2 separate regions of the Homo sapiens genome follow, and region 1 is linked to region 2. A link is a loop called in an ENCODE intact Hi-C map of the cell type or tissue named here. Cell type or tissue: endothelial cell of umbilical vein. All regions are shown on one strand.

Region 1 (2,500 bases), 540 kb before region 2:
AAATGATATCACCTGGATTTTTCAGGTCTGCCTGCAAGACTATTTCAACTCTGTTATTTCAGTTCCCTTTTCTGTGAAATGAGGAAGCCTGAACTAGGAATCTTCAGTTCTTGCTGGCTCATTCATTCTGTGATTTTCCAGGTTTTCTCTTCTAAATGTAGAGTGATTTTTCTTTTTTAAAATAGTCCACACATTCCCAACACAGGCACATAAATAGTGTCACTCTTTTAAACTATCACATCAACACAGAGCATTTAATAACAACAGCATTTTTTCTCCCTCAGCTTGGTTTTAAGCCTCTATTCTTTGGCAGGTCTGTCTTGTCCCCAGGTTTCTAGGAATGAACTAAAGGAACTTTTGCATCTGCATGAACTAATAGCCTCTTATGAAGCAATGTGGGCTGTAAGTAGAGTTGCCAGAGTGAGTCAATAAAAAGACAACTAGTTAAAGTTTGAATTTCAGATAAATAACAAATAATTTCTTATATGTTTACCCCATGCAATATTTGGAACATAATTACACTAAAAAGTTATTCACTATTTATCTGGAATTTTATTATTATTTTTTTTTTTTTGAGATGAGGTCTTGCTTTGTCACCCTGGCTAGAGTTAGGTGGTGCAATCACAGTTCACTGTGGCCTCAACCTCCTAGGCTAAAGCAATCCTCCTGCCTCAGCCTCCCGAGTATTTGGCACTACAGACTCACACCACCACGCCCGGCTAAATTTTTTTTAATTTTTTATAGAGATGAGATCTCCCCATCTTTCCTTGGTTGGTCTCAAATTCCTGGGCTCAAGCCATCTGCCTGCCTTGCTTTCCCAAAGCTCTGGGATTACAAGCATGAGCCACCGTGCCCAGCAGAAATTCAAATTTAACTGAGCATCCTGGATTTTATCTGACGGCCTGCTACAAAGCCTCCCTCAGAGGTCATCCCTGGGCTCTGTATTGTCAGGAAAAACAAGGAGTGGGGAGGGAGCTTAGAAACTGAACAATGCATGAGGTAGGAACAATGAAGAAAAGCCTTTTCCCTCCTCCACGAGCTGTAACTGCTGCTTCCTTCTGCACATTGCACTGTGGTCAGGGAGCCTTGTTAACTACAGCTCCAACACCACTTTATAAATCATTACTCACTTCCTGTCCATTAACATTACCAAACAGCAGGGGACAACTTGTAAGCTATTATCCTGTAGTCAAGCCCTTGCATCAAAAACATTAGCTCACCAAGTATATTTGTACATTTTAGTAAGGATTGCTCTTTCCTAAGTCAAGTTTTAAATCTCCCCCGCCAACACACACACTATTTCCACCTCTTTACAACTGCATACATGTAAATACCCTGACTTATCTTTCTCTTTTACTACATCATTATCAAATAACCAAATTTCCCTATTCTTACCATGATCATCAATAGAACAAAGGTATTAGTAAACACCAGAAACCATCAGATAATGCAAAAAGACAATTCAAACCATGAGGTCTGCCCCCTGGGAACTTCTCTAGGTGCTATGGATACAAAGATGAACAAGACACTTTTTTGTGAATCCATTTAAAATATTTGGGAAATTTGGCCCGGTGCGGTGTCTCACGCCTGTAATCCCAATACTTCAGGAGGCCAAAGCAGGCAGATCACTAGAAGCCAGGAGCTTGAGACCAGCCTGGCCAACATGGCAAAACCCCATTTCTACTAAAAATACAAAAATTAGCTAGATATGGTGGTGTGGGCTTCTAATCTCAGCTACTTGGGAGGCTGGGGCTAGAGAATTGCTCCACCTGGGAGGTGGAGGCTGCAGTGAGCCAAGATCTTGCTATTGCACTCCAGCCTGGACAACAGAGTGAGAGTCGGTTTCAAATAAATAAATAAATAAATAAATAAAGTATTTGGGAAATTTAAATGATTTGGAAAGGATTCTTCAGGCCTCTTGAACTACTGTGAATACCTGGTGCCCACTCAATGCACAAGTATCCTTTTCCTGGAATTACTTCCTCCTCCCTGACAAGTAGATGCTGGCAACAATCTCAGTGGATAATTTGTGTCTCTGATCCCTTGGCCACGGCAGATTGTACCAGAACATAGGCCTGATAAAAGCAGTGTCCATTTTATTTCTCACCTGGGAATTTGAGATTCAGATTGAGAAACAGCTACTCAGCCTCTGAGCATGGTTGGAACTAGGACTTGGTAACTGGAGAGCTGTGGAAGAACGGGTTCTGTGTATGGATTCAAGATGTGGAAAAAGCCAGTGAAGGGAGAAAAGGAGAAAGCAGACAAAATGAAGAGAGAGTGGCTTTTTCTCCCATTCATTCAAAATACATTTGTTAATGGCCTTCTGTGCATGTATGTGTCAAACACAGTTCTGAACTCTAGAAACAGAGGCGTGAAGAGGTAAAATCCCTGCCTAAGAATGACAATAAATGAGAAGATAAATAATTAATAATATGATATATCAGATCAGTGCTAAAAAGAAAAATTAAAAATGTAACCTTTATTATCTAGAAATAAAAAG
Region 2 (2,500 bases):
CTACAAAAATTAAAATAATAAATAAATAAATAAAGTCATGAAAAATTCCAGACATGCTTAAAAATCAGCTAGAAAAACCACTAGGTTTACATGACACCTACTGATAATAACATTATTCACTTTGCATTCTTTTACACCCAAGTCACCCTGGAGTATACTAAGGCTGTTACACTCTGAAAGGAAGGAATAAACTCTAGGTGACATTCAGCAGCTGTCCAGGTGATGGCTGAGGAGCTGACCTGGTAGAAGGGGAGCACTCCTTGGAGAAAGGATCTTCTACCTGTACCTGAGCACATAAAGAAGTGAGGATCTACCCAAAGAAGCAAAAAGGAATCTCAATTCCTGACAAGGATCGATGTCTAGAATGGACAAGTTTCTTAGCAAGAAGAACTATGGAGAAGTTGAGTTCTTACAGGAGCCAAAAGGACTTGAGTTTTACCAGAGTATCTCAAATCAACCAACAGGTTCAGAAATTTGTACTCCTAGGTATTTCCTGGATTTTGTGAGACATAAATGCAATATCTAGATACATATGCCTTCCACTAGGGAGACATTAGAAACCTTTCTCCTCTTGGAACCTGTCCACAGGTTCCAAGACCTGGAGCAGCACCCAGGAGATACAATGGCATGAAACTCCTGCTCTGAGGACAATCTTTGATCAAGATTACAAAACACATCACTTTTGGAGCTTAAGAGGAAACCTTTTATCCCTCCAAAAGCATCCAAAACCCTTGAAAGTTACAAGGCACAGGAAAAGTCACTGTCACAACCCCTGAACTAGTAATGGTACAATTATAATTACCCATCCCAAGCTGAAATGAGTGATACTGCATGGACTGACCGGGGTTTGAATCCAGACTCCTCCACTTACTGTGTGAACTTGGCCAAGTTCCTTAACCTCTCAGAGCTACTATTTTTTCCATCGGTTATAAAATAATGGAATAATACTCTTTCAGGGTTATTGGCAGGGCTAAGTGAGCCAAGGTGTATCAGGCCCTTAGCAAAAGAGAAAAGGCTTAATCATTGGTGACTATTGTAATTATTGCTGTCATTTGTAAATAAAAGTGGTTGTTATAGATAAAAATATTGGAGACTAGAGAATTGTGGCTCAGAACTTTTAGTTATGTGAATCCATTTACAAAAGAGCTACCAAAGAATAGTTCAAAGTCCAAAGCTCAGATTGCTACATGCTAATTCTTTGCCATACCCCTTTTTGAGAAATCTCTTTGAAATTTTGGGTATATAAGCTAATATGGCATGTTATGAACAATATGTTATTGCTTCTCTAAAAGGAATTATATTGTATATCCGCAGGATGAGACTCACCACTCTTAGGCTATAATTAGTTCATGTCCATTAAATAGCAGTTGCACAACTTCCTAGTAATTTACTGGTAGCCTAAATTATAAGGCTGCTATTTGAAAATGTTTTTGCCTGAGTCATTTTTCCCTCTCAGTCTCACTTAAGTCTGGGTCTCTTAAACTAGAATAGGAATTAGCTGCTTTTTGCAGATCAGAGAACAGATTCTGAAATCATCCATATTACGATATCCTAAATTTCACCAAGGGAAAGAGAAAGTTTATGTGACAATCAAGAAAGATTATGGCAAACAAATTCACATGGAATTGGCTTTAACAAACCTTTTTCATACCTCCTCAGAAACAACAGTTGTAAGAAATATCATTAGTTTGTGTGTGTAAGAAATATTATTAGTTGGTGCATGACATTTCATGTTAAATTGATTATAAAGACATCGATTAGGTACAGTGTACACTGTTGAGCAATAAAATTTAAATCAATGACAGACGCTATCCAACAATCTTTAAAGAGAGCAGCATCACTTTTTAATAAGAAGAAAAAAAGGAATGCTAGGATTGATATCACTCTCAATGCCATTGCAAGAAAATACACTTTTGAAAATCTTAAAAAGATACATTAGGAAAGTGAAAAGCATAGCAATCATTCAAAAAAGAAATAGTATCATATAAAAATGAAATGTATTTGCATTTATTCAGAGAATCTAAAGCAAATCAATACTACATCAATTACAGGTACTAGAAATTGAACAGTAGCTGGTTAACAAAAGAGCATTTACACTATTCTTTAACATGGCATTGGACAACATCACCACAAGCACAACCTGAAAATTGAGTGAAAAGCAAACACACTGATTGTCCTATCTGATCTGCACCCATAAACTGTATCTGATGAATTTTAATGACATTAAAAAAACCGATGGGTAACAATATATTAACCCATCAGTGATAAGGGGCTGACTGGAGTCAAAGCCCCTGCACTTAAGGGTCAGACACCTGTTTAGAAAAATACCACTGAGATGGTCAAGAGGGGCCTTGTTCTCAATATTCTCCATCAACTCTGCCACACTTGTACAAGTTTCATTTACATTTTCTTATCCAATTACATCTTGCTCAATTCCTCACTACAATTTATAGCAAACTTTACAAAGCTTTTGACCTGTATCATCTTATTAAGCTTTTAT

The links. Peaks named below come from ENCODE experiments on the same cell type or tissue, not always from the same donor. Only the 100,000 strongest peaks of a DNase experiment are listed, where the experiment ranks them.
Region 1: it touches region 2 in a loop (8-fold over the local background); 1 of 110 quality-filtered maps calls a loop at or near these places.

The regions. Positions count from the first base shown.
Region 1 is chr1:199,690,646-199,693,145 of GRCh38, forward strand. No RefSeq gene overlaps it. Among named protein-coding and RNA genes, the nearest start is that of NR5A2, 340 kb to the right of the region's middle. In endothelial cell of umbilical vein, no CTCF peak of the experiment used is centred here; a DNase peak (open chromatin) is centred at 1,066; H3K27ac peaks cover 1,877 bases.
Region 2 is chr1:200,230,743-200,233,242 of GRCh38, forward strand. No RefSeq gene overlaps it. Among named protein-coding and RNA genes, the nearest start is that of LINC00862, 140 kb to the right of the region's middle. In endothelial cell of umbilical vein, no CTCF peak of the experiment used is centred here; a DNase peak (open chromatin) is centred at 1,289.